Regions from separate parts of the Homo sapiens genome. Here region 2 is linked to region 1. The links are chromatin loops, found by intact Hi-C in ENCODE. Cell type or tissue: natural killer cell. All regions are shown on one strand. Each heading gives the region's core, and the rest is flanking DNA. Links, peaks and the distances in the headings are about the cores only. Region 1 overlaps CLEC16A (C-type lectin domain containing 16A). Region 2 overlaps CLEC16A (C-type lectin domain containing 16A).

Region 1 (15,068 bases), core at 4,636-12,635:
CGGATCCAGCCATGCCTGAAGGTAGCCTACTCCTGGACTTCCCAGTGACATCAGCCAATTTCCCTTTCTTTTCCTTAAGCTGGTCTAAGGTGAGTTTTCTGTCTCTTATAACCAAAGACTCCTAATATACCACAATGCCGTTAAGAAACAGAAAACCATGCTGCTCATTAGTGTGCCTGTGCCCTGTAGCAAATGGAGGAAAGAGAAAGCTATACAAATACGAGAGGGGTTCCAGGAACACGGTCAGGCTTTATGCCCATTGTCTTCTCTAAAGCTGAGCCTCATGCTGCAGATGAGAACAATGAGGCACTACACAGCGGAACAAGTAGCTCAAGGTTATGGGCTGAGCACGTGGTTCTCCAGCCTCCAAAGCCTTCATCCTTACCTAAACACTGGTGTTTTGCTTTTTACAAGTTTCTTTCTTTAGCAGCAGAACCCTTTTATCATTAGAATCATATAGAAAATGCTTAATATATAAAACCAACCAAACCGATGCCACTATGTTTATAGGGAGGACAGGAACCCTGGAGTTTGTTCACCCTTGCTTGAGCCTCCAGGTGCTCTGCAGAGACTTTTTAGAGAACCAGCTGTGTGAAAGCAGAACCCTCAAACTGATCTCAGAGAACCCAGGGGCCTTTTCTTCAAAACCTGCATGGGACATGCACACCGCTGGCTCAAGGTCACAGCTCAATAATAGTACAAAATGTAGGTTGCACACTGACCCTCCCAGTGGCGTGTGAATCAGCAGAGTGGTGTCCCATGTCCCATGTCCCCCAGCCCCCTGCTGTGACTCAGAGCAGCCAACTCACTCAGATCCAGGACATCATCAGTCTTGATCAGGTCCTCCTCCCGAGTCAGCGGCAACTGTGTCTCAGGCTCCCCTCGCAATTGCAGTGACAGGGAACGCAGCATGAAGAACACCCGGATGGCCTGGACCAACAGTTCAGAGAGCAGAGAAGAGTGAGATTGCAGAGTCATTTCAGTGAGATGCCCCACACCCAGAAATGACACCATGACTCTCTATTAAAAAAGAAAGAAACGCAATAAAGCCCACCTCTTCGGGTGTTTTGATTCTGGTACGTGCTTTTATAACAAGACAGAAAAAAAAAAATCAAAGGGGGAGTAGCCTGTTTTCAGTTATTCACAGGTTCAGGTTTGGGTTACTTTACCTGAACTGAGCACCCGTCATCTGCCAGGACCTTGTCCCCAAGTATCAGGTGACCTTCATAATAATCCCTGCCCAGCAGTCAGCCCCATTTCACAGACCGGGCAGCTGAGACCTAAGAAGGTGAAGTGACCTGCCCAGGCCATGCTTCCAGCAAGGGCTAGACCCTGAGTCTGTCTGTCCCAACCAAACCAGCATGGGCTCTGGAAAACCCAATCACTCCAAAAGCATTTCAAGGTACTACCTACTGAATACGGGGGTGGGGCAGACAGAAGAGGGTGAAATGAAATGCCTGTGGGCTGCAGGGCCTGAGACCTGAGGAAAATCCTACCCTGGGTGAGTCTCTTCAACTCCCGCTCCCTTGGTCTTACGACAGGGGGTGTGCTGCTGACGGGGCAGAGACCTCGCACCTAGCAGGTGGGCAGTGACCTTGGTTCCCTGAATGCCCCTCAGGCTTTCCCTGCCAGCAGACCAGGGGCACAGGTGGATCCACCAGCACAGGGATTCCTGGCCCATAGAAGTGGTGTCTGGTCAGAATTGTGTGGCCACCAGGTACTTTCAGAGAGCAGAAACAAAGCAGAGTCCCAGCAGTCGGAGCCGTGTGTGCAGAAAGCAGCCTCCAGCCCCAGGACAGGCTTGCCCACCAACCAGAGCAAGGAAGCAGAGGGGCAGTCCACAGAAAAGGCCACCTGCAGGCCTCTCTCCCTGAGGCACAGCTGCTGGGCCTGACTGAGGGTGCAGTGCCCCATGGGGACAGCTCCAGAGTCAGACACATGAGGTCTACATCAGATTCCCAGTTCCACTAGGCTGGGCAAGTCCCCTGACTTCTGTGAGCTTCCTTTTCCTCATCTGTAAAATGGGCATGATAGCTCGCATGCCTGCTAGGAGGTTCTGAGATAACGCAGGAGGGAAAGCAGCCAGCACAGTGGGGTTGGGGGGACAAACCACTGTCACCACTAGGGAGCTGCAAAGGCGAATCCCAGTGCGCCTTTGGGTCTTCTTGTTTATGGCTCTGAAGGCTGCAGTCTGGACCTAGGTGAGGGGAGGTGCCCTCTATACAGCAGTGTGCCTCCCAAAACTAGAAAGGGGCCAAATTACTGTCTGCAAAGAGGTGCACTCACACTGCCTCCTCATACCCCAGGCAATGAGGAGCTGGTCAGCCTGCTTACACCCAGTGCTGCCTTGCGCCCTAACCAGTGGGAGACCTTGGAGCAACTTCCTAATGTTGGAACTGGAAGAGCAATCCTATCTCCTGGCCCTATGCTAAGGTAGTGCAGTCCTCTGTAAACCAGAAAGCACTGGAGAAAGATCAGCTCTTAAGTTATAATGATGATGATGGTGGTGGTAGCATTCGTATCTGATTGTCAACAGTTTTTAAAAGTACAGTCTTCATAAAGACATCTCTAACAATTGGGAGAAAAAGAAGTGTAGTTCCATTAAAAAATTCAAAAGAACTTCTATTTTTTAAGCACTTACGGGGTGGCAGGAACTGTGGGCACCTTATTGTAACTTGAAGATTTTATGGAGGAAGAAACAGAGCTGAGAGGGGCAGAGTTATTTCAGCTCACACACCTGCTAAGTGGCTGAGCTGGGTGTGAACTCAGGAATGTATGACATGTGTGTCACTTAACCAAGTGCACCAGGAAACTTAAACATCCATGGCAGTCCAAGTACAGAAAGCCCAAGACGTGGGTGGTCACTTGAAATATTTGGCAGCTTGAGCTCTCAAATAAGGAGTCATGACCATGAGGATGAGAAAGAAAGGAAACGGCCCATCACAGCCAGGTCCAAGTCAAGGAGACGCTCATTTCTGTGCCCAAACGCCTGTTCCTCTTGGGGTTTTGAAGGCAAATAACTCATGCAGGACCAGAGCAGGTGGGTAAGAAAACAGAAACGTGTGGCTTTCTGCAGCCCACCACTCTGAAAAACTGTAACCTTTCAATAAATACTTTAAAAGTTCAGAATTTGGCTCCCAATATAGGCCAATATCTGCTTTTGCCTTGCAAACAACACATGGATAATAACAATCATCATCATAAATATAAAATAGAATATAATACACATACAGTCAGCTCTCTGTATCCATGGGTTCCATATCTGTGGATTCAACCAACTGTAGATCAAAAATATTAAAAAAAAAAAGGGTTGCATCTGTACTCAACTTGTACAGACTTTTTTCCTTATTATTCCCTAATCAATACAGTATAACAAACTATTTACATAGCATTTACATTGTACTCAGTATCATAAGTAATCTAGAGACGATTTAAAGTCTACAGGAGGATGTGCATAGGTTATATGCAAACACTACGCCGTTTATATAAGGGACTTGAGCATCTGTGGATTTTGGTATCCTTGGGGGAGCCCTAGAACCAATTCCCCATGGATACCGAGGGATGACTGTATAATAAAATCTCTCAATGTTTTTCCTGGTTCCTGCCCCAACTCCTAAGAGAAGGAAGGACACATGAGAAGCCATGTCCATGAATCTGAGGCGGGCCGATTCCCACAGGGCGGGGAGCTCCACTCGAGGCAAAACCTGGGCTCCCATGGGGGTAGGGGGGTTATAAGGGCCTGGTAGGCACATTGGGCAGCCCCACAACTCTGTAAATTCACAAAAGAAAGCTAAAATATGAGCATAAGAGCCATAAAATTCACCCCACCACACCCAAAACAATAAGCACTCTCTTGATTCCCCATGGCCTGCCGCATACTATGCCAGCTGTACGGGGTTGTCTCATCTAAGCTTTTAATGACTCTGCATGGTTCCTATTTTACAGATGGGGAAACCAAAGCTGAGCAATGACAGGCAGCCTGCCCAAGGTCAGTTAGTGAATAACTAGATTCCAAGCTCTGTGTTCTTCCAACCACACTCCTTGACCTCCAAAAGATTTAAGGCTTGGGACCCAGGGTTTTATTGAGCGCTTTTCTTTGCTAAATAAAGACGCAAATTTAAAAGTATTATTAAAAAGGAAAAATAAATTATTATTCTTTCAGATTCTTCCATAGAATATCAGGAAGGACTGACCCAGGAAGAACAGGTTAGATTTTGAAAAGGATGACAGCTGACCAAGCTCAAATATAAAGAGATTGCTCCAGTTTCTTTGCTTCAATGAGTCTGGAAGCAAATTCTGGCAAACTCAATGTCACCGGGGAATCAGTCCAATGAGCAGGGGAAGGTGGGTGGCTCTGTAGTCAGACACACTGTGGCTCAAGCTGGGGCTTGGTAATCACGTGACGTGCCCAAGCCCAGGCTTGTGTTCTGGAAATGGGGCACCCACCGTGCAGGTACAACGGGATGGCACCGGTGATGTGCTGAGCCCACGAGCTGGCCTGGAACAAAGGCTCGGTTTTCACCCTCCTGCTTCCTTGCTGCATGTGCAAGCTGCCTAGTTTAGGCGACAGTCACTCAAGTTAGAAGCCCACTGAGGCCATGTAGCTGTGAAAGTCAGTCATTCTTAAAAGAGGGCCGAAGCAGTTTAATGTGGGCACAACCCATCGGGAAAGCAATTTGGCAATATGCAGAGGGTCATGAAAAAAACACATTCATACCCTTTGAACCAGAAATTCCGCTTCTGGGAACTTATCCTAAAGAAATAATTCAAAAGAAAGAAAAACACTGTATTCATGAAGCTGCTCATTATAGTTTAGTTGAAAATAATGTAATACTGGAAGCAACGAAAATGTCTACTTGCAAGAAAATGCCAGATGAACCTTTATGAGGCCATAAGAAATGAGACTTATTTAAACTGTGACAACATGAAAAACTTCTTGTGCTACGACGAAAAGAAAGAAAAAGAAGGGATGAAAGCAAGACCACAGTACACTCTTTTTACAGACAAAGATAGGAGGAGCACAAAAGATGTCTAAGTATTGTTTGTTTAGGGTGATGAAATCATGGGAAAGACTGTTCCCTTTACTTTTGAAACTGCATGAGATGTTATTGTATTTTCTTTAATGTATAATACACATCGAAAAAATAAAGCAAAATATTCTATTTCCTCAAGGCCAATAGTGATAAACACAAAAACTGCTTGTGGTTTTACAAAGGAACAGGGAAACAATGTGGGGACAAATAAAACCTCGTGCAAATATGGGTGTTTCATAACCGCTTCCAAGATGACTATATACAGATGGCTAGTGGCTTAAACTTGGATTTTGATATTCACCAAAAAATCCTATTCCTAACTCTCTTTTCTCTGGCATTAAGCTTTGGTAGATTTAGATCATGAAAGACCCTATTTCTTTCCCACCTTACATACTAGACTGCTCCATCTCTGTTCAGACAATGCTTCCTGAGCACTTACTGTCTGCCAGGCCCTGGGCTTGTCACTTCACAGCCACACTCGTCTACTCTGGGCAACAGCTGAGAGGCAAGACCCACGAGGGACCTGAGGTTCCGGGAGGGTGAGTGGCTCGCTCAAGCTCATGCAGCTGGAGTTGGGATTTGACCCGTGGTTGGTCTGACTGACACCACTGTTTTCCTTCTTCACTGCTTCTCTCAGGTCCCCCTACATGTGGGATGGATCCAGCCTAAGCCCAAAGTTCTGCTCCAATGTTCTCACTGGACCCCAACAGCTCCAGTGACCTTCATTTCAACATGAATTTCCCTTCTCAGCTGGCATGGCTCAGTGGACCCCTTGCTGTTTTGGTCTTATTTTATATTATTTGCTCATCATTCTTGTCTTGCATCTTACTCAGAGCCTGACACCTAGAATATGTTCAACAACTATGTTGAAAGAAAGAATAAGTGATGTGGTTTTTAAAATGCAAGAGAGGGCTGGGCATGGTGGCTCACGCCTGTAATCCCAGCACCATGGGAGGCCGAGGCAGGTGGATCACCTGAGTTCAGGAGTTTGGGAGCAGCCTGGCCAACAGACTGGGGAAACCCAGTCTCTACTAAAAATACAAAAAAAATTAAAAAATCAGCTGGACGTGGTGGCTCATGCTACTGTAGAGGCTGAGGCAGGAGAATCACTTGAACCTAGGAGGAGCAGGTTGCAGTGAGCCGAGATCATGCCACTGCACTCCAGCATGGGTGACAGACTGAGACTCGTCTCAAAAAAAAAAAAAAAAAAAAAAAAAAAAAAAGCAAGAGGGAAAACGGCGTTATCGTGAGATGCCTCCCCACGGCCTGCAAAGCGCTACCACCATCCTCTCCTGTAGCTGCGCTCCTGCCCCTCCCTCACTTAACTATGCTCCTTGAACATGCCACACTTGGTGGCATCTCAGGGACTGGATGTGTGCTGTTCCCTGTTTGGAAAGTGCCTCCTTTATCACTTTAACCTTCCTGGCTCCTCCTCATGCTCCAGGTTTCAGCTCAGATGTCAACTCTGCAGAGAAGCTCTTCCGATCACTCTATCTGCAGGAGGAGCGCTCCTCAGCCCCTGGCTATGGCATGCTGTTTCTTTCCTCCAGAGCTCTGACTGTGAGTTGATACCCAACCTGCTATTCTCTTACTTGTTAATAAACTTTACCTCACTAGGTAAAAAGAGCGGTCCAGAAGGCAGGGATGTGTGCTCACTCATTTCTTCACCCCCAAGGCTAACACAGTATTTGGCACATAGCAAGAATCTAGCAGCTCTTTGATGAATCTATGAATATTTAGGAATGATTTGCCAGGAGAATTGTTTGAACCTCTTTGACAAGTCCTTAAGGAAAATAAAGGATGGAGTTTCTAAAAAGGATCAGCCTCCTTTAAAAAGTCTACTTGGTGGAAAAAAAAAAAAAAAAAGAAAGAAAACCTTTGAATCCAAAGGGGTAGCTTGGAATGTTCTTTGGATACAAGCAAAAAACTTGAAACGAACCACATAAGCCCTCAATTGCTTGCTAAACCATGTAACTTCCTTTAGCTCAGATTCAAAGCACATTGGTGTGTTCTGATTTCTGAAGTGGGCTTGAAGAGCTAAGCTTCTGGATGATTCTAGATGGCTACCTTGCAACAGGAACCGTAGTGAGATGAGTGGCCAAAGCCACCCTTCAGAAAGAAATTATTAAAGTCACAAAGGAAGCTTTTCTAAAGTGGATGCCTTGGCTTTGAGGTAGCCTGGCCTCTTTTATATCATTCTGCTACCCAGGGACCCTGGGAGGACTTGAGAGTTGCTTTTGGAAACTTGTCAGACAGGCAAAGAGACTCTAGAGAAGCTGAGATATTCTCTATCTGTGCTTCAGCCAGCCACTCGGGTTGTGCATCCTATCCAGGACAAGGGAGGTGGGCAGCACAGCCCTGGGAACCTGCAACTCTGTGACATGTGAGGGGCAAAAAGACTATCATCGAGACCTGCCATTGGCTTGCTGCCGAGTCCTCACGATAACTCTGGAAAGGCAGGCACATTTTACTTGACAGATGGAGACAGCAGCTCAGAGTAGACAAGAAGCAACCTCCCTTCTGCCACATGCCTGACAAACTGGCCCCTGCATTTCTCCCATCTCTCGCCTGTGGATCAGGACCATCTGCCCCAGCCCAGCAGGGCATGAGGTCATGAAACTGTGTTAAGAGGTGACAGCCAAGGTTCTCAAGGGGCTCCAAGGCTCCCGTGATCTGGCTCCTGCCAGCACCCCCAGCCTCATCACATCCTCCTGTGGGCTCCAGCTGCAATCACTGCCGTGTTGGTGCCAGAATGTGCCACCTGTCTCTGGGCCTATGCCTCCCTATCTGATGCCTGTCCCACTTCCTGCTCCAGGTGGGATTAGTGACCTGACCTAATGCTGCTTGAATAATGGCCTGAGCCACATGACCTGCCACTGTCTCTTCCCACTTTGACCTCTAAGGCTCTGATTTCTTCAGGACTGGGGCTGTGTTTTTGCTGTCCCAGTGTCCTGAGCAGAGCCAGCAGATCTCAAGAAGGCAGTGTGGGAAGCAGTGGATCAGAATGCCTAAGAGTCTAGGTTCTGGGGGCCACATTGCCTGGGCTGACTTGTGGCTCAGCTACTCACTAGCTGGGTGACCTTGAGCAAATCACCAGACCTCTCCATGCATCAATTTCTTCCCCTGTGGACAGGGCGTGGTGGTTCACATCTGTAATCCTAGCACTTTGAGAGGCCGAGGTGGGCGGATCGCTTGGGTCCAGGAGTTCAAGACCAGCCTGGGTAACATGGCAAAACCCCATTTCTACAAAAAATACAAAAATTAGCCGAGTGTGGTGGCACACACCTGTAATCCCAGCTACCCAGGAGGCTGAGGTGGGAGGATTGCTTGACCCCAGGGGGCAGAGTGTGTTGCAGTGAGCCAAGATGGCACCACTGCACTCCAACCTGGGTGACAGAGCAGGACCCTGTCTAAAAAAAAAAAAAATTCTTCCTCTGTAAAATGGGGATAATAATAGTGCCAATCTCCTAGGATGGTTATAGAATTTAATGAGGAAATTCACATAAAGAACTGATTTGAATTGATCTACTTCATAACAGAGGCTATGTGTTCATAGAAGTGGTAAGAAAAACCCTGATGAACTGTGAACCAAAAGAAGGTAGAGTGTGGGCTGGGTGTGGTGGTACATGTCTGTAATTTCAGCACTTTGGGAGGCCAAGGCAGGAGGATGGCTTGAGGCCAGGAGTTCAAGGCTAACTTGGGTAACTTAGCAAGACTTCATCTCTATAAAACATCTAAAAATTAGCTAGGTGTGGTAGCTTGTGCCTGTAGTTCCAGCTACCGACGCTGAGGTGGGAGGATGGCTGGAGCCCAGGAGTTTGAGGCTGCAGTGAGCTATGATCGCAACACTGCACTCCAGGATGGATCACAGCTCACTGCAGCCTCCAAAACAACAACAACAACAACAACAACAAAAAGGCAAAGTGGAATCCAGAGCAGCAGTGCTCAGCGTTCAGTCCTCTGGACCTTCTGGCTCAGGGGTGCGGGGGGATCTCCCAGGTGGGGCCTTCTTGGCACAGGATGCTGTAGCCCTGGCTGGGGGTGAGCACGTCAGCATCATGAAGCAACACATACACATCTGTCAGAACCAGTCCTCCAGTGAAAGCTGATGCCAGGACGTCCAGTGCAAACACTGCCACCCACAAACAGAATCGTGTGCCTGGCAGGGAGGACATGGAAGGAAGGCGTCAGTGGGCCGGACAGGGTGGGTCCTGCGGTGAGGCTTGTGGGTTTGGTCAGACAGTTGGAAATGTGGATTGACTCAAGACACATGGGTCCCACTTCCTCTGCACCCCCAGGCTTCCGAGGTAGAACCACCAGCTGCAGGGAGGAAGGTTCAGACTCCTCGTGTCTGAGGTGCAAATGACAGGTCATTCCTGTTTTGCAAAATCCAAAAGTGAAACACCTCTGTCACACACGAATTAACTCAGATGATAAAGGCTGACAAGGGGAGCTGTGTGCAATGAATTCCTCTGAACTATACACAAATACTCATGTCTCCAGTGAATGATTTTCTAGGAAAAGGTGATGGTGCTTTCTAAGAAAGAAACTCTGATCTTACCCGGGAGATAAAATACCATGAACACCCCTGAGGACACTGCTTCCTAGAGTACCTGCTTCGGAAAAAAAGGGCTGATAACGGAAGCACACACTGCAGCTGGTTCTGAGAACTAATCTTTTCACACATATCTGTCCTGCAGGCTGGTGAGATTCACATTTAATTTGACTGTGTCCCAAGAGCAGGTAGATGCCTTAACATCGCACTATCTCTGGGGGTCCTGAGACCGCTGGGCTACGATTTCACACCAACCTCACCTGCACTGGATGTACCGTGCTCACCCCCGATGGTTCACAGAAAACTGGCCCCATTGCCTTACACTCCTGAGCTCAGGGCTTGTCTGTCTGCACTGGTGAAGGCTACCTCTCTGCAGCCAACACTGGGTGCCAGATGCAACGGAATGCCAAACCCTACTTCCCAAAGGGTAAAAACATGCCTTGGAAAGTCATGCCTGGGGGCAAATGGGTACTCTCTATCCACTGTCTAAGCTGTGTTGAGGGCAGGCTCTTGACTTTGACAAAGAAGCCCTTTCCTCCCTGGTCTGGGAGTGGTTCTGGAGAACAGTGGCCCAGGAGATGACAGGTCCTGTGCTCACTCACCCGCCGGGTCTTCTCCACATCGCCACACGGCAGCCGCTTCACGAAGTCAATGCCCGTCAGTGGCGTGCCTGTTGGGGGCAGCAGGATGGAGGCGTCCATCATGAGATATTCCACGTTCATGGGCTTCATCTAGAAGAGACATTACAGGAAACCTCAAAGCAGATTCCTTACTTGGAAGGAGGAAGGGGCCGGGGGAGGTTGCACAGGCCCCTCGCCTTCAACCGCATTTAGTAAATGTAAATGAGTGATCTAAATCCTGGATTTAGATTGAAGTAAAGCACAGAGGCAGCCAGATAAGGGAGCAATATGCCTTTTGGTTTTCTAAATTGCAGATTTTTCCTTTAATTGAAGCAGCAGCTCAGACTCTTGAGAAGTTGCATCCTTGCTGTGAAAAGCTTGCTCCTCTTCGCATTCTCTCTCCACCTCAGCAGGGACAGGGATTCTCAGCAGGAGGCCAGGTATGCTTTATCCCTGTGGGTGCAAGCCCGTCTGCCACCTGCTTCCTCCTCTCTGTCCTTCCAGTGATGATAACAGCTATGGCGATGGCAGCTTCCGTTTAACGAGAGCTGATTCCGCTGCAAGCTGTGACCTAAGGGCTTTTGAGGAGCTGCTTCCCACTTTGCTGATGAGGGAACACAGTCTCAGAGAAGCAGAAAAATGGATCCAAGGTCGCTCAGCTGGTGGGTGGCAGAGCCAAGACATGAGCCCAGGCCTGTCTTGCTCCAGGGCCTCTGTGATTCCCACCCTAGGACCAATGTTTCCCCTTCCTTCCTTGTCCCCTTCACATCTTACCTGGGATAATATAACACAATCATTATTGGAGCATCTACTAAGTGCCAGGCACGTGCTGGGATCACCTCCTGCTGGACGGCAGGTGCTGGTGGGCCCATCATAAAAGGGACACTGAGCTCAGAGGAGGAAAGGCGCATGCCCACGGCCACTGGGCCAGAGCTGACGGCCTCTTTCCACACCACCTCTGCGAAGCCTTCTTTGAGGACTAAGACACAGGGTGACATCCCCTCCCTGCCACCTCTCCCAGATCTCTGCTGCATCAGTAGTAGTAATCAATGCACACGTGTTGTTGAACACTAACATTTCATTTCCCTGGCTTCACAGACGAAGGGTAAGCTTTCTGCAGAATTCATTTTACTCTTTCAAACATCACAAGCTTTCCTTGTGTCTTCTCTTTTCAGAAAGTGGGCTTCAAACATACCACTTTCCCCCTCCTGCTAGGTAAAGCTGACTACATAGGGCAGGGATGTAGCGAGGGCTCAGTGGCCCAGATACCTGGTGCTATGGTTTGAACGTGTCCCCCATAGTTCATGTGTTGGAAACTTAATCCCCAGTGTGACAGTGCTGAGAGGTAGGGCCTAACAAGACGGGATTGGGTCTCATGAATGGAGTAATGTTGTTATTGCAGGTGTGGCTCAATGATGGTGAGAGTGACTTTGTTATAAGAGTGAGTTCTGTTCCCTCTTGCTCTGTCTTGCCCTTTCGCATTCTACCATGGGATGATGTGGCAAGAAGGCCGTCGCCAAATGCTGGCACCTGATATTGGACTTCCCAGCCTCTAGAACTGTAAGAAATTTCTTTTTTTTATAAATTAAGTCTGTGGTATTCTGTTATAGCTGCAGAAAACATACTGAGACACCCGGTGAATGGGCCAGAGGGCCAAGGAGCCACTTGGTGCATGCTGCTTGCCTTCTTCTTTTGGACACTTTAAGTACTTTCCTCCAGAAGCCTGAGGTCCCCCACTCCAAATCCTCTAACCCCGCAGGGGTGGCAGTTCCTGCCTCACTCATTCACTTGCAGCTCCCTTCCCCTCTACTCCTGCTGCCCCCTACAACCTTCCCAGTGAACCCCTCAGGCCTGCTGGGGGCAGAGCTAGGCCATCACCTCACTGAACCTTTTGCATTAAACCAGAGGCAATAAGGGAAATGAAGGAAAGGTCACAAGTCATGGTCTGACTTTGGTACAGCAGCTGGCCTTGGAGGGCCTGTCCCCACCCCCTTCCACTCAGAAGCTGCATTCCTGAAGGCTGAGGACTGATTTTCAGATACAGAGCAAGGGCGTGGCACCTTTGTATTTCTCTGGAATGCCAGGCATTGTATAGGACACACAATACATGTTTGATTAAAACAAACAAACAAACAAACAAACAAAAAAACCTGGGAAGCTCCCCATGGTGGGAGGGGGAGGAAGTATTTGTTGTGTATAGACCCATGAGTATTTGTTGTTGTGTATGGACCCATGAGGCCTCTTGTTGGCTATTTCATATACAGCCTGGGTGGCTATGAGGTAGGGATCCCCCACCTTACGGATTTAAAAAAAAAAATTGCCAGGTGCGGTGGCTCACGCCTGTAATTCCACCACTTTGGGAGGCCAAGGCGGGCGGATCACGAGGTCAGGGGTTTGAGACCAGCCTGGCCAGCATGGTGAAACCCCGTCTCTACTAAAAATACAAAAATTAGCTGGGCGTAGTAGTGGGCGCCTGTAATCCCAGCTACTCGGGAGGCTGAGGCAGGAGAATTGCTTGAACCCAAGAGGCAGAGGTTGCAGTGAGCCGAGAACGCACTACTTGCACTCCAGCCTGGGCGACAGAGCAAAACTCTGTTCGAAAAAAAAAAAGAAAAAAATCAAGGCTCAGAATTTCAGCAATGCACTCAAGGTTGCATTGTCAAAAGCAGACACTGAGCAGGGGTTTAAGAGCTCAAGCTTTCCCACATGGTCAAGTGCCATAGAAGCCTGACATTTCCAAACAGGAAACCAAACTGTAGGAAATGACATTGCAGGGGGATGTCTCGGGGGTAAGAGGAAATAACAAATGACAACTGAATCCCTTCCACTCTAATGAATGGTCTGAAGGGTGGAAGACTGAGCCTCTCTCGAAGGGGCTGGAGGAATGATGAGGGGCTGTAGATGAGCAGCCCACGGGGGCCTGGCACAGGGTGCTGCTGGGGTGTTTCTGGAGATGACTTATGCCAATTTACACCTTTCCCCTGAAAAGGCTCCACGGCAGCCTCAGACATGCAGTGACAAAGGACGTGGTGAGGGCCCAGCTGTCCCGATTCCTAGGGAATGGGCTGCGAAGCCAAGGAGCCAATTAGTGCACGCTGCCTTTTTCTTTTTGACACTTAAAACACTTAGGTTTATTATAAACTTCCCAAATCACACATGCTTTGGTGGGTAATATCCACAAGAAGGATCACTTATCACGTACTTATGGAGTACCTAGCCAAGGGCAGGTGCTGGGATAACAGAGACAAACGCGCAAAGCAGAGAAAGCTGGGATCTTCTGAACCTATGGCTTCCCGCGATTCTGCCTGCGGGAGGAGGAAGGAAGCCCATGTGCTGGCACTACAGACTGGAGGGAGAGCTGCATGCTGAAACATTCCAGTGGAGCAGCAAACAGGGAGGCAGGGACATAATACATGGAGAAGCACGGGGGATGCGGGGCTGGGCTGTCCTCCTCTAGAAGCGTGGCTCTGCCACTCACCGGCCGGGCAGACTTGGGTACATCACTAGACCTCTCTGACTCAGTTTCCTCATTAGCAAGTGATATGGTTTGGCTCTGTGTCCTCACCCAAATCGCACCTTGAATGGTGAGACACATGAGAATCCCCACGTGTCAAGGGCAGAACCATGTGCCGGTAACTGAATCATGGGAGCAGTTTCCCTTATACTGTTCTCATGATAGTGAGTAAGTTCTCATGAAATCTGATGGTTTTCTAAGCATCTGGCATCTTTTCTCCTTGCACTAATTCTCTCTCCTGTCACCCTGTGAAGAGGTGCCTTCCACCATGATCGTAAGTTTCCTGAGGCCTCTCCGGCAATGTGGAACTGTGAGTCAATTAAACCTCTTTTCTTTATAAATTACCCAGTCTTGGGTATTTCTGCGTAGCAGTATGAGAAGAGACTAATTCAGCAAGAAAGGGACAATGGCAGTAGCTATTACCGTTGGTTGGTGTGAGGATGAAGAGATATAATCTGTACAGCATGCTATATACATCCAGCACAGAGTAAGTCCTCAATAAAATGATACTGTCCCCAAAATTACTATTCATAGCAGAGAATCATCCTGATTCATCGGACACCTCCCATGTTAGAGGGAGAGAATATAGTCTGAAATTTTAACAGTGGTGGGGATCACAAGACACCATTCTAAATCTGCTTCCCCATCAATCTGTGCTATTTGGTCACAAAGCCCTAAGTCAAAAAACTCCCTCTGGGATGGGCAGGGGGAGCTTGGCAGGGACACAGGCGCACACCAGCCCAAGTGTGTCCCAGCCCCTCACTTACTGTCATGCTCCTATACTCATCTTCAAACATGTCCAAAAAAATGTCTTCTCCCTAAAAAGAAAGGAAGGGAGGGAAGAGGAGATTATTCATATTTTTTTCCATAAACAACAGAGTATTATAAACTCTAGTTTGTGGCTTTAGAGGCCATCTGTTTCTCATTAGTGAGTTCTCGTAAATCACCAGGAAGTAAAATGCACACGTGAACACAAACACACACGCTCAAATGACAGACCAAATATCAAATTGCACTATTCAAAATTTTCTCCTTCCTTTTTAAGTATATGGAGTTAGAATTCTTCTGTCAAAGCAGTTAATTAAAAAAAAAACTACTATGTAGGATTAAAATATAGAAAAGGCTAATATTTCAAGTGTTTAACATTATCTATTTTGTCGAGAACGGCTGGAGAAATGGACAATCCTGTTTAAGTTACCACATTAAAGATACAAGGCTCCACACCTCTGGAAGGAAGAGTATAATTAAATAAGTTTAACATTACAATTACATGGCTTGTTCTATTTGTTTATGAGGAGTGCTTTCGGGGTTATGTTGTTCCTCAGGGTCATGACTGCCTGGGAGGG
Region 2 (15,068 bases), core at 4,594-12,593, 72 kb before region 1:
CGCCTCACTAACCTGCTGGCCCAAGTCTCTAAGCAGTGAGCTGAAGGCTGGGAAAGGGTTAAGACCGGGCTGGAGAAGCTGGAGGAAGCCCCAGGTCCTTCTTCCTGTGTGACTCCAGAAAGGGTATTTTTTGCCTTGGGGAGCTACAAGGAGAGAACTGGCTCCAGTTTTATAATCAGAAACAAGAAAAATAAGAGGACTAAAAAATTAGTTCCTGGAAAATGCCACCATGAGATGACATTAGCACCTAGGACGTTATTCTCAGGGGAGGTCTGAACTGATGTCTATGAATGAAACATCAATTTTCTTTTTGCCTTTTTGGATGGCGGTCAGAGGCTTTGCGGTCAGCTCAGCTGGCTCATAGCACACTGTCATTTCTGCATTCTTCCTAAGTTACTCAGCTGCCAAGGGCTGCCTCTGGAACCGGCGAGGCTTTTCCACGGAACTATTAAGTGCTCTGGGTCACGTGACTGACCCTGCCGGTTTAGGTGCCTTTGATAAAGATAACACCGGTGAAAAGCAAGGCATGGCCCAGATACTCAGGAGAGTCAAAAAAAAAATTTTTTTTTTTTTTTGAGACAGAGTCTCACTCTGTCACCCAGGCTAGAGTGCAATGGCAAGATCTCAGCTCACTGCAACCTCCACCTCCCGGGTTCAAGTGATTCTCCTGCCTCAGCCTCCCGAGTAGCTGGGACTACAGGTGCCCGCCACCACACTGGGATAATTTTTGTACTTTTAGTAGAGACGAGGTTTCGCCATGTCGGCCAGGCTGGTCTCGAACTCCTGACCTCAGGTGATACAGGGGAGTTAAATATCTACCACAAGACAGCTGGAGCCCCAAACCCAGTAGGAAGCTGGGACAGGAAGTGAATAAAGTCCAGCTTAGCCCTTAAGGGATGAAGTCCAACTTGCCAGCTCACACCCAAACCACCACCAACTGGCACAGGGTACCAGACCTGAATAAGACAGAAATACCCTGGCCTTAGGGGTTTACAGTCTGTTGGGAAAACAAGACTGAACAATTCCTCCAGCCCCATCCTCTGTCCCCCAGCCTCCCATCCACCAATGCATCCATCCGCCCACACATCGGTATTCACTGAGCAACTACTTCATAGGCATCCATGAGCACTGTCAAGGACAAGACAAACGAGGTTCCCCACAACCCTGTACCCACCCCCTGGCCAAGTGCCTTCCATTCTAGTGCAGGATAGTGTCAGAGAACAAGGAATACAAGAGGCAATTTCAGCTAAAGCTAAGGACTATGAAGACCATGGGAAAACGGTCTGGCAATTCCTCAGAAAGTTAGATTGTCACATGACCTACTTTTTACTCCTAGGTATATACCAGAAATAACTGAAAACAAAACAGGCGTTCAAACAAAAGCTTGTGCACGAATGTTCGCAGCAACCCATTCAACAATAGCCAAAAGGCAGACACAGCCCAAATGTGCATTGATGGATGAAGGTGGAAGCAAAACAACGTCTATCCATATAATGCATATTATTCAGCTAAAAGAAGGATAGATGCACCTTGAAAACATGATGCAAACTGAAAGAAGCCAGGCATGAAAGGCCATGGATTGTATGATTGATATGAAATACCCAGACTACGTAAATCTATAGAGACAGAAAGCAGATTAGTGGATGCCAGGGGCTGGATGGGGGCGGGGGCGGGGGGGGTGGGTGGGCGATGACTACTTAATGGCTATGGGGTTTTCTTTTGAGGGGATGGAAATGTTTTGGAACTAGAGGAGAGGATGATGGCACAATCTTGGGAAGGTTCTAAATGCCACTGAATTGTTCACTTTCAAGTGGTTAGTTTTATGTTGTGTTAAATTTCACCTCAATTAAAAACAAGCTGCCGTGCAGAGAACTAGGGTGACCTGGGCACTCAGGGAAGGCCCCTTTTTGAGGTATCGGAGCAGAGCCCTGAGTGCTGAGAAGGAACCAGCCATGCAGAGGGCTCCAGGCGGAGGGAAGCACGAAAACAGAGGCCCTGAAATGGGACGCACTTGGCCCTGGTGAGGCACAGCCAGCCAGCCAGTGCGGCTGAAGGGCTGGATTGTGTCATCTGCAGAGAGCCGAGGGGAGAGAGGGCTGGGAGCTGATCCCAGAAGAGGGCAGGGGCCAGACTGCATGGGACCATGGGCCACAGAGAGGGGCTGGTGACAGGAGGGGCTGGTGGGTTTTAAGGAGAGAGCAGCAGAAGAGGCAGAGAAGTCCCTGTCCCGGAGTTAACAGGCTGGTGGGGAGCGGTTGATGGTAAACCAGGTGGGAACAGGTCACTTTTTTGTCATGTCACTAAGCCCTCATCTGCAAGGGCCAGGAGATGTCAACCTGCCTGGCTGCTCCTCTGAGCTGTGTGCTCTGCCAGCCCTTCCCACACCCACCAACCCACCAGGGTAACACCTGTAAGCAGCTCTGGTTCCCTGCGGCCTCCTGAAGCAGCCTCTGGGCCAGTAGGAGCCCAGAGTGAGGAGCAAGGCTGTTCTGGGAGGCCGTAGCCCCTGACACCCCTGGGTCATTTCTGGGGAACAGCTTCTGCTCTGGGGTCTGCTGGTCCACTTGGAGTTTATGGAAAGGGTGGCCTTGCAGGCGAGTTTTGGACACCCTGCCCATCATGACAGATTCTATCTCTAGAAGCAGCTGTTGCCATGGGCCAGGTCCATGAGGCACTAACCACAGCAACATGGCACTCAAAGCCACAGAGTGCTCAGGCTAGAGTCTAGGCCTGGCCATGCCTGCCCACCCCCACATACTGGCCGCCACTGACCCCCCTCCTTGGCCAGGCGCACGCACAATCCCTCGTGAAGCTGAACATTCTGTGAGGGTGAGAGCCATCAACATAAAACCAGCCAATAAATAGAACTTGTGATTTTTTTTTTCTGAGCCAAATGGAAGAAGAAAAATACACCAAAGTGGCTAGTCACCTATTAGCCCTGATTTATACACTACTTTAATATCTCATCCAAGGAAATGAAAGGCATATTTTCATCAAATACAATCGTTTATAGCTTCTAAAGGGGAGACAAACTGCTCTATGACAATTACCTGGGCCCGCAGATAAAATCGGAAGATGTGTCCTAATAAAACACCCTTGTCTGGCAGCCACCCCGAGGCAGCAGCCAGAGTTGTTTTCTTCCTTGTGAATTATTATCTAGGCAGAAGCAAGGACTCCATGCGCTGTGCGGCCTATGGGGAGGGGCACCATTGTGGAGGGTGGGAAGTGGTCACGCCCCAGCACCCACGGGCCCTTGATGGCAATGGTGACATGTCACAGTATCAGAGGCCAACCTGGGCCAGGTTTCTGATGACCGAATCTCCCTCCACTGCCCGGCTCCCCGTGTCACTACTCTGTGGCTTCTGTAAAACTCTGAGTAGGAGGAGGGTGGTGAAATTCAGTTGATATGCAACCAACCTAAATCTGTCACCTGGGTACATGGTCCTTGGACACACATCTTGCTCGCTTGGTGACAGAAATTTAGCCGAGGGATGCTGCTTAAGGTCTTCTCGGTTCTCAGTTCCTTTGTGTTCCCTTGTCAAAGTTCCATGGACTAAACCACCAAGTATCTAGGGCCCCAGAGGGACTTTCCTTGTCTTCCCGTGTTCAGAGAAGGGAGAAGGCCTTTGATGGGCTCTGTTCCAAGGCTGAGCAGATAACAAATGCAGGCTCATTCTTCACTCAACGATACTAAGTGGGGGCACAGAGCTAGGCGCTGAGATGCAGGGTAAACAGCACAGAAGGTTCCCACGCAGGCAACCCTCTCTGCAGGGGAGAAAGACTATGACCAGGCACACAAAGGCATCAGCCAGGTAAGGAACCTCAGTGCTGTGGATAAACGGAACCAGGCTAGGCTGGGTGCGGTGGCTCACGCCTGTAATCCCAGCACTTTGGGAGGCCGAGACAGGCGGATCACAATGTCAGGAGATCGAGACCATCCTGGCTAACACGGTGAAACCCCATCTCTACTAAAAATACAAAAAATTAACCGGGCGTGGTGGTGGGCGCCTGTAGTACCAGCTACTAGGGAGGCTGAGGCAGGAGAATGGTGTGAACCCGGGAGGCGGAGCTTGCAGTGAGCCAAGACTGTGCCACTGCACCCCAGCCTGGGCGACAGAGAGAGACTCCATCTCAAAAAAAAAAAAAAAAAAGGAACCAGGCCAATGCAGTGGCGGGAGGGGACAACCCTAGCCAGGAGCTGATCTGAAAAGGCCACTGAAGAGGCGGCACACAAACTAAGCCTGAGCCGTTAGCGGGAGGCAGCTACACCAACATCTGGGTACAGACATCCAGTGCAAGGCCCTGGGGCAGGGAAGGCCACAGTGATTTACAGGAGTGGGTCTCAAAGTGTGGTCTGGAAATCCTTGTTTTCATAAAAATAGTAAGACATTTTTCTTTTATGTTCATATTCCCAGGGGTGTACTGAGGAGTTTTCCAGAGGCCACAGAATGCATGCTATCACAACAGACAGAAAACAGAAGCAAAGAGGAGAATCCAGATGTCTTCTATTAAGCCAGGCATTAAAGAGACTTGCAGAAATGTGCAAGATCAATTTTTTTCTATGTTTTGGAAAACAGAGTTATTGTTCATAGAAAACTATGTTAGTTATGCATATATGCAATGGGTTTATTCAAGAAGTATATATTGAAAGCATTTCTTAGTTTTAATTTCTAATGTCATAAATATCTATAAATATAATCTATCTAAATGAAAGCTCTTTAAGTTCTGTAATACTTTTTAAGCAGATAAACACGTGGGTGCTGAGGCTAAAACTCTGAGAAATGCTAGCTTAGAGGAGCAGCAGGGGCTGGCAAGGCTGGGGTTGGGGCTAGAGTGAGCTTGGGGTTGGGGGAACTTCATCTGAGAGGCCAGTTGGGGCCGGATCTCACAGCCACCACCCAAGATCAGAAGGAGAGATGTGGATTTTGTTCTAAGTGCAACAGGAAACTACCAAAAAGCTGGAGGCAGGGGTATGACGTAATCTGATTTAAGTACTAGAATGATCCCACTGGCTGAATGGAAGCTAGGGATCCTGAGAAGGCTTCTGTTGCAATCTTGGGAGATCTGGGAGAGGAGATCTCGGATCTCAGTATTTTCTGGAGGCCAAGCAGGCTGGTGGGTGTGGAAGCAGGGTGAAAAGTTTTAAGAATGATTCCAAAGTGCTGAGTGGCTGCTGCTGTGGGGGACCCTGACTACTGAGATGGGGGTGGGGGCAGCCTATGCTCCCACCATGCCAAGGCTCAGGGATTTCAACTTGCTCTTCAGGACACAGCTCTGGTGCCAAGCCAAGGTGGGAGGGCAGCGAGGCCTCCCTCTTTGCGGGGGTGGTGTGATAAATAAGAATGTCTCCATCTCACTCCTCATAGCTGAGTGGCACTTCCAGGGGCAGTCAGGGGAGACACAGCCAAGGGGTGGATGCTGCCTTCAGCAGCCACCTCTGACTTGCTGTTGTCCCAGTTGGCACAGCCTCACACTTGCTGACCCTGGGACCAGCAACAGGACATGGGGCATCCCAGCTGTGCCAACCACCCCGGCAGGCAGGCCCAGGTTCTGGAGCCGGGCCACACTCCTGGCATTTGATGTTCTCACCCACCGGTGGAAGGCCAGGCAGGGTAGAAGAGGTAAGCAATAAGTCATCCTAAAGCATTCTGCAAACAGAGAAATGATCATGTAGATGCTGAAGAATGGGCCGCTTGGCTCCATGTATTTATTTACATTCTACCTTGTTCCAAAAGGGCTCAGAACAGAAATAAGGCCTGGGCTTTTCTCTTTAACCAGTAAGTTCCGAAACTGAAAGACGCCTCAATGACCCTAAAGAAGTCATTTCTTACCAGGTCAATTTGTACTTAGTTAACTTAGACTCAGTCACACTTTATATTTACTTAGCAATCATAGCCACAGAACACGAAGCAACCTGCAGAATTTTTTAAGCAAAGAATCCTCCTGACCCTGAAACAGGCAGAATCATCTCACATTTCATCACTGAAAACAGGCGGTGCCACAATCAGTCTCTCAGCCTAAGATTATTTTTTTCTTTTCTTTTTGAGACAGGGTCTCACTCTGTTGCCCAGGCTGGAGGGCAATGGTACAATCATAGCTCACTGCAGCGTCAACCTCCTGGGCTCAAGTGACCCTCCCACCTCAGCCTCCTGAGTGTAGCTGAGACCACAGGTGCCCACCACCATGCCTGGCTAATTTTTTATTTATACTAGACACGATGTCTCACTGTGTTGCCCAGGCTGGTCTCAAACTCCTGGGCTCAAGCAATCCGCCTTGTCTTAGCCTCCCAAAGTGCTAGGATTACTGGCATGAGCCGCCATGCCCAGCCCTGAGACTGGATTTAAGAAAGAAACCAATCACAAGCTGTGGGTGGCAGAGTGAATTGGTGTACTGTTTTCTAGAGTTCACGTTGGGACTACATATATCAAGATTAAAAACCTTCCCCTTTGGCAAATTCACTGCTAGGAATTTATCACACAGACATGAGAAATTTGCACAATTACACAAAGACACCCTAAGGATGCTCACTGTGACACTGTAAGAGCAAAACACTGGAAATGACCCAAATACGAAACAGCAAAAAAGATTTTTTTGCCCATCCATATGACAAAATACCATGTAACAGTTAAGGAGAATTAGGTTGATTTATACGTGTTAATGTGTGACACTTTCTATTAAGGAAGAAGTAGCAAGGTGCAGCATCAGACATACGGTATACCCCATGTGTAAAAAACAAACATATGCATGACATACAAAGAAATATTTCTGGAAAGACAGGCAAGAAACTGTTAACAATAGTTACTTCTGAAGCAAAGTAGACTTATTTTTCATTTGATCATCTCCTGTCTGGATTTTAAAAAATCATATGCCTACGGTATATACATATAAATAATGAATTATCAAACAATGAAACTAAAATAAATCACATGGGGGAACCAGGACTCGGGTTTTGAGCAGGTTCCTATGGCTGCGTTTTGTTCTTAAATCAATAACTGCTTTTGAAAACATTTCACAACACTTGCAACTTAAGTTTGAAGCCCTATATGGGGAGGGGTTAAGTTGTGAGGGAGAGCTTGGCCAGCGCTCTAAACTTTTGCAACCAAAAGAAAGGCTCTCTTTCGAGGGATCGGGGTGCATACGGATTTACTTAAAGCAGACATGTCAGAACAGGAAGGGGAGAACTCGGTCTTCTGGAGAAGTGGTCCTTTCCACTCTGACAAATCAGCAATGGACTTTCCATTCAAGTTTCTGTTTTGGGAGGAGCGGAGGAGCAGGGTTAGAGATGAGCTGTGGCAAAAGTGGGAGGAGACGCCCTCATATGGAAGGAGTGGACAGCTGACCTGTGGGCAGCACGGCCTTCTTTTGAAGTCTCACTTCTTCAGGGGGTTGTAACCGGAACCAAACACACTCTCTCTTTCTAGTCATCTTACATGGAGAAGGAAATTACTCTCCCACAACTTCAGCACTAATCATTTAAATGTTTCCAAGAAATTTCCAAGAAAATTCTTAGTCAATTCTGAGAAGTTCTTCCACATACCCAACAAATCTCTGGAAAACCAAACCAAACACTAAAGGGAAAGCCAAAATTTATTTTGGGGGCTGTGTTTAATCTTGCGCTGTGCTTTGACAAATTCTAAGAAGCTGGTGCTGCCAGCCGACGGGGCTTCTGAGAGAGGAAGGGCAGCTCACACAGGCTCCACAGAGAGAAAGACCTTGAACGCCCACCATGATGAACGAGCTGTGGCGCAGGGCGGGGGGCTGGCTCACCTGGCACCTTGTCCACCGATGCAAACACGGAGCGCTGCACTGTGGGGTCGCTGCTGCCCCGGCGCCCCTGGTCGTAGAAGCGGAAAGGCAGGTGCTGAGTGGAGGTGGAGGAGCCGAGTCCAAACCCCAGGACTTCAGTGGTGGGCTGGATTGGGAGGTCCAGGAGGGCTACGGTCAAACAATAGCATGGTTCACTCTGAGCATGTGGGATAGAGGGGGGTGGTGAGAATTTGGGGGGGGGGACATCGTAGTGGCTGTGGCCCTGCCAGGCACATCACTTGGGAGACGCCAAGTGGGCGGCAGGCAGCCTCAAGCTGCAGAGACCAGTGGAACATCAAAGTTCCCACTGAGGCTCAACGCACAAGCGGAAGCCAAGTGAGGGCTTCGGGCCAAGGTTGAGACCAAGGAGAAAGGGGTTTGAGCCTGGGCTCCTCGAGTGGAATGGAAGCTGGGTCAATTTCCACTTTGGATTCTCAGCTTCCATGTGTAAAGGACCCTGACAAAGGCTGTTTCAGACCCCAAGCGAGTGGGGCCGAGTCTGCCCAGAGAGTTCACACGTATACGTGTGTATGTATATCCGCACATGTGCAGGAGCATGCGAAAATATGGATGTGCATGTACATGTGTAACTCTGAGTGGGTGTTTATCTGTCTCAGCCACTAACCTCCCTTCCATAAATAAACCTCCCAATATATCCATACGGAGGGGCTTTTTAAAATCAATTTAAGAAATACCCAAGGCTTTAGTTCTAACAGCCACTTTACAGCATAATTCTCAATTTTCAAATGAAGTATTTGGCCTTCATGCCAGCTGTGAGAAATTGCTTTACATGAAGAAAAAAAAAAAACTCTCTGAAAATAAATCTTAAAAGAAAGGGCTGAATGATTTAAGTCACTTTGCACATTACAGAATGCTTCAGTAATGATTTTGTAGGCCAAGTTTCAGCTAAGTGAGAAATGAGACGGGGACGACAACGTGGGACGCGGGCCTGTGCAAATCAGCACAGTAAATCATCGCATCGGTAACGCCCAGAAACTGGCCCTCTGAGGGTTTATTTTGAGACAGGGTCTCACCCCGTCTCCTAAGATGGAGTGCAGTGGTGCAATCATGGCTCACTGTAACCTCCACCTCCCAGGCTCAAGTGATCCTCCCGCCTCAGCCTCCCGAATAGCTGGGACTACAGGCGTATGCCACCACGCCTGGCTCATTTTTGTAATTTCTTTGTAGAGACAGGGTCTTGCCATGTTTCCCAGGCTGGCCTCGAATTCCTGGGCGCAAGTGAGTTACCCGCCTTGGCCTCCCGAAGTGCTGAGATTACAGACATGAACCACCGTGCCTGGTCAAGGGCTTATTTTAAAGTTATCCCTTGAGAAAGCACCCCCACATCCCCAGGTAGGCTTAAAATCCTCTCAGCAGCCACCAGGATGAGCACTGGTGCCTGAACTGAATGGCACTGGGTATCTTGAGAAAGACTGTCATTTTAGGAGTTGACAGCATGCCTTCCCCCCACGCCGAGGAGAAGGCCTTGCCTTCCTGCCCAATGAACGCATCTCCCTCATTTCTGTGACTTTCCTTGTAATAAATCCTGGCCTTCCTAATACTGGGCAGTGTTGGGCTTCCTCAGAAATTCACCGCAATCCCCGTGAAATGTAAAATGACTTCCTTCCAAGGGTTCCAGCCTTTCACCAAGCAGGGCTGCCTCTTATAAGAACTGGGAAGGGGAAGGAGGAAGGGGTAAGTTTACAGTAGGAAGTTCTGCCTGTGGGTTCTGCCTGTGTGACTTTGGGCAAGTCCCTGAGCCTGTTTCCTTCTCCGTAAAATGGGCAGAGCAGGCCCTACAGAACTCCAGAGTTGTTTTAAGGATCGGAGGTGGTAGAGTAACGTCAAAGCACTTTGTTAACATATGCTTGAGAATTTCAGTGTGAAGGGCTGAGAAGAGTGGTCCCACACTGACGTCTACTTATTGCTGGCCTCCTGCCTGCTAGGGAGAGCTCCTCTTCTCTTCCATGCAGCCCTAGAAACTCACCAGAAACCAAACACCCAGGAAATGGAACTTCCTCGTATTCGTATATAAAACAATTCCTGAATCATACGTGTCTTCTTCTATGCTATGGGGGTTCTCAAGGTCAGTGTGAGAACTACAAACAGCCCTGACCCACCAAGTGCTCAGAGGATGCCCTGCCAGGGTCCAGCCACTCACCAGCTATTCTCTGCATCTTCATGCGCCTTGCCTGGATGCGGCCTTTGGCCAGGCGCTGCTTGGCGATGATGCAGCGGATGTGGTCTGAGAAGATGAAGGTGGCCTGGAGGATGGGGAAGGGCTTGGAATGGGGGCTGGACGCAGGCTTGTGGATGGTGATGTTCAGGGCACGGCTGTCGTCCTCCACGCCAGTCACCTGCATGTCCTGCACAGTGAGAAGCAAAGGAAAAGGCATTCGTTGGGTTTGGGAGGAGGGTGGCTAGGAGCTGTGGCATCATGAGGCATCTAGAAAGAGGTCTCCAAATTCATCTCTGCTTTTGATCTAAGATCGACAGCCTCCCAAGTCCAACAGAGTCATGGATGGGCACAAGGCAGACCAGGCCCAGTGGGAGAGGACAGTGTGGGAGGAGGCACAGAGTACCCCAAAGGAGCGGATGCTGGTGGTGGTGGCTGGTGCCTGTTTTCCATGAGGACTGGGGTCAGCTCATGAATAACAGCGTACCCCCACAAGCCTCTTCAAGGGGCCACAGGTAACACCACAGGCAAACTCTTACTTCTGAGAAGCCAGAGATAATGAACCAAAATTACTATTACCATCTGGCATGATCTCAGATATAGTTGCTCATCTACTCATCAATTTCTTCCTTATTTCTTCTAAGAAGGGGACATCGTTGGCAACCATTTGTATGTCTTTGACAAACTTCTGGTCCCCAAAGGGAAAAGCTAATCCTGAGAAAGGGACAGGGGCTGGGCACGGTGGCTCACGCCTATAATTCCAGCACTTTGGGAGGCCGAAGTGGGTGGAACACGAGGTCAGGAGTTCGAGACCAGCCTGGCCAAGAGGGTGAAACCCAGTCTGTACTAAAAACACAAAAATTAGCCAAGCATGGTGGCGTGCGCTTGTAGTTCCAGCTACTCAGGAGGCTAAGGCAGGAGAATCGCTTGAACCCGGAAGGCAGAGGTTGCAGTGAGCCGAGATCGAACCACTGCACTCCAGCCCGGGCAACAGAATGAGACTCCATCTCAAAAAAAAAAAAAAAAAAAAAAAAAGAAAGGGATAGGGAAGGTCATTGAGCAGAGATTTGAAGGAAACTGTGTTTCAAAGGTGGAGAATAAATGAACATGTAGCAAAATATAATAAAGACAAACCAGTCTAAAACCTCAGAACGGACTCTGCATAGACAATCTACTCCCATGAAGGTTTGAGGTGATCTGATATAAAAGCCTGAGAGGGAATGAACACAAAAGTCAGAAATGTTAAAGGAGGTGGGGACAACATTGGAAAAGGCTCACAGAGGAAGATGGTTGTGGTTCTCAGGCACTACATTTGGCACAGGCTCTTTGGAGATAACACCCCCATCAAAACGCGGCAGTAAGATCAGATGAGGCATTCTGCATTTAAAGCAGGGAGTCTGGTATAGTAAAGACCTGACAAATAGCACCCATTGGAAGACGGCCAAAAAAAAAGGTTTATGTGGCTTTCATTGTCTGATGGAAGACACATATTAATTCTTCAGGGGAGAAAAACACTTGCCTGACACTAAATTCTAAAGGAAATTAATCATAAGCCTAGATAAAGCCTAGATAGATAAGCATAAGTCACTTAATGGATAATGTCTTACATGGAGTGTTTCTTTTAAATGAAAGATTCTTCTATAGTTGTTTCTCACACCACACTTTGTAAAAGACACTTTTACAATAGAAAGATCCTGAAGAAGAGGAGGCTGGGGAAGAGGCTGTAACAGTAGCTTCAAGTATGTGGGTGGTTCTCGCAGAGAGCAGGACACAGACAGCAGGTCAGGCTGCGGCAAGGCAGAGGTGGGGCGGCCTGAGCCAAGGCCCTTCCAGAAACCAGGGCTGGCTGGCAAAGAAATGGACTGCCTTGAAGTAGGGCAAAGTTCAGGCCTGAAGTGTCAGCTGGACATCCAGGGACAAGGGGTATGGCAGAGGGGCGACCTGGGAGGCTGCTTTCAACCCTTCTGATTCTTTGCTTTATTCACTCAAAGAGCTGGTACTAGTTATCTATCACGTTGACAAACTTTTTTTTTTTTTTTTTTTTTTTTTTTTGAGACAGGGTCTCACTCTGCCGCCCAGGCTGGAGTGCAGTGGCACGATCTCAGCTCACTGCATCCTCTGCCTCCTGGGTTCAAGCGATTCTCGTGCCTCAGCCTCCTGGGTAGCTGGGATTACAGGTGCCTGCTATCATGCCCGGCTAATTTTTGTATTTTTAGTAGAGACGGGGTTTCACCATGTTGGCCAGGCTGGTCTCGAACTCCTGACCTCAAGTGATCCACCTGACTTGGCCCCTCAAAGTGCTGGGATTACAGACACGAGCCACCACGTCTGGCCCACGTTGGCAAACATTAAAAACAAAAAAAAACCCAAAAAATCCCCAAAACCCAAGCCCCAGCTTGGTACTTGGCAAGTTAGAGCCTAGCTCTGCTGGGGTGACGTTGAGCGGAAGGGAATTCACAAAAATGCCAGTGGCAACAATCATTTTAGAGTGGTATTTGGCAGTGTCTACTAACACTTAAAATTAGTACACCCCAGCTTCTTGGTATCTGCCTAGGGAAACCTTGCCCAAGTGCATAAAGAAGTAAGAGTGATTCTGTTCATGGCAGCACCGTCTGCTGAAATAGCAGAAAACTGGAAATAGCCGACACGGCATGGGTTAAGTATGCCTTGCTATAGTCACAAAGCAGTGAAAAAGAATACCAGGAAGTCTGCGTGTACTAATGTGGCTGGCTCTCCAAGACACACTATTGATATTGAATGACAAAAGCAAAGTTTAGAACATATTCAATGTGATATCATAAAAAACACACACATACACTCTCAAGTATATGTATATAATTTTTAAAAATAGTACATGTAGTTACATTTATATATGCCTTTGGCAGAAAAACAGATCTGGAAAGGTCACACTGATAATGAAGATTATCTCTGGTGGAGGGGAGGTGTAAGAATCGAGCGTTTTGGTCAAAGAGGACTTTGCTCTTATCTGTGCATTTATGTGGTATTTTAGCTTTTTTTTGGGTGACAATTTGTTCACATATACCTTGTATAATATCACTACAAATTAATGATAAAGATGACAATTGTGTGTGGTGTGTGTGTGTGTGTGTGTGTGTGTGTTTGTAGCCAACTGAGAACAGATCCCAGAGCTCCTGGCCATCTTACCTGCAATAGGCCTGCAAACTTGACCACTCCCCAGCCAAGCCTGGACACATCAGGCTCCACCAAACTCATCTGGTAAATATCCACAGCCAGGAATCGCTGGACCATGCCGCCATCCTTGGTGATCACTGTACATGCAATCAAGTCGCTGTTATCTGGGAGGAGGAAGGTGAGAAGAGAATGAGGCACAGTCTGGCTGCCCAGGGTGATGGAGACACCAAAGCTGACTCTCATTCTATCAGGAGCAGAGCTCAGTGGTTAGAGCCCAGGCCTAGAGTCACACAGACCTAGGTCTGAGTCCCTTCTCTGACAGTTATGCCGGGAAAGTTTCTTTTCCTCTCTGGACCTCAGATCCCTCATCTGGATAATAAAGAGAATGCACACTCCCTCAAACTGCTACTAGTTAGGACTGATATAAAGCATATAAAGTACATAAAGCATCTGTCCAATGTTTACTGCATGTTAGGTGCTCAAGCCGTAGCTTAAAAACAACCAGCATGGCTGGGTGCCGTGGCTCACGCCTGCAATCCCAGCACTTTGGGAGGCCAAGGCAGGTGGATCACCTGGGGTGAAGAGTTCGAGACCAGACTGGCCAACATGGTGAAATCCTGTCTCTACTAAAACTACAAAAGATTAGCTGGGTGTGGTGGTGGGCACCTGTAATCCCAGCTACTTGGGAGGCTGAGGCAGGAGAATTGCTTGTATCTGGGAGGTGGAGGTTGCAGTGAGCCAAGATCGCGCTCTGCACTCCAACCTGGGCAATAAGAGCAAAACTCCGTCTCAAACAAAACAAAACAAAACAACACAACACAAAACAAAACAACAAAACAATCAGCAATCCAAGAAAGAAACTGAAGATGACACAAACAAATGGAGAAACATCCAACGCTCATGGATCAGAAGAAATGATATCGTTAAAGTGACCATGCTACCCAAGGCGAGCTACACATTCAATGCAATTCCTATCAAAATACCAACATCATTTTTCACAGTATTAGAAAAAAAATCCTAAAATTCATATGGCACCAAAAAAGAGCCCAAAGAGCCAGAGCACACCTGAGCAAAAAGAGCAAAGCTAGGCCAGGTGTGATGGCTCACACCTGTAATTCCAGCACTTTGGGAGTCCGAGGAGGGAGGATCGCTTCAGCTCAGGAGTTGGAGACTAGCCTGGGCAACACGGCAAAACCCCATCTCTACAAAAAATGCAAAAAATTAGTTGAGTGTGGTGGCCCACACCTGTAGTCTCAGCCACTCAGGAGGCTCAGGTGGGAGGATGGCTTGAGCCCAGGGTGGTTCAAGGCTGCAATGAGCCATGATCATGCCACTGCACTCCAGCCTGGATGACAGAGACCTGGTCTCAAAACAAACAAAAAAAGAGCAAAGCTGGAAGCATCACACTACCTGACTTCAAATTACAAGGCTGTAATAACCAACACAGCATGGTACTGGTATAAAAATAGACATATAGGCTGGGTGCTGTGGCTCATGCCTGTAATTCCAGCACTCTGGGAGGCCGAGGTGGGCAGATCACTTGACGTCACGACTTACAAGGCCAACTTGGCCAACATGGTGAAACACTGTCTCTACCAAAAAATAAAAAAAATTAGCTGAGCGTGGTGGTGTGTGCCTGTAGTCCCAGCTACTCGGGAGGCTGAGGTGGAGAATCGCTTGAACCTGAGAGGCGAAGTTGCAGTGAGCCAAGATCGCACCACAGCACTTCAGCCTGGGTGACAGAATAAGACCTTGTCTCAAAAAATAACAAAAAGAAAAACACATGGACCAACAGAACAGAATAGAGAGCCCAGAAATAAAGCCACATATTTACAGTCAAGTGATCTTCAATGAAACTGATAAGAACATACGCTGGGGAAAGAACACCATCTTCAATAAATGGTGCTGAGAAAACCGGACAGCCATACGCAGA

What was found. A loop is a pair of places that touch in the nucleus more often than their neighbours do. Peaks named below come from ENCODE experiments on the same cell type or tissue, not always from the same donor. Only the 100,000 strongest peaks of a DNase experiment are listed, where the experiment ranks them.
Region 2: it touches region 1 in a loop (2.0-fold over the local background); 3 of 110 quality-filtered maps call a loop at or near these places.

The regions. Positions count from the first base shown.
Region 1 is chr16:11,046,764-11,061,831 of GRCh38, reverse strand. CLEC16A (C-type lectin domain containing 16A) reads right to left here. Exons shown (of 24, transcript NM_015226.3): 17 at 14,490-14,540; 18 at 10,191-10,319; 19 at 810-930. Among named protein-coding and RNA genes, the nearest start is that of CLEC16A, 110 kb to the right of the region's middle. RefSeq lists enhancers at 9,184-9,333, 10,346-10,923, 10,924-11,500. In natural killer cell, for the core only: no CTCF peak of the experiment used is centred there; a DNase peak (open chromatin) is centred at 9,291; H3K27ac peaks cover 1,398 bases.
Region 2 is chr16:11,118,846-11,133,913 of GRCh38, reverse strand. It overlaps CLEC16A (C-type lectin domain containing 16A), which reads right to left. Exons shown (of 24, transcript NM_015226.3): 20 at 13,148-13,299; 21 at 9,968-10,172; 22 at 7,768-7,935. It overlaps LOC105371081 (a long non-coding RNA gene), which reads left to right. Exons shown (of 2, transcript XR_001752081.2): 2 at 4,416-4,543. Among named protein-coding and RNA genes, the nearest start is that of SOCS1, 130 kb to the left of the region's middle. In natural killer cell, for the core only: no CTCF peak of the experiment used is centred there; no DNase peak of the experiment used is centred there; H3K27ac peaks cover 303 bases.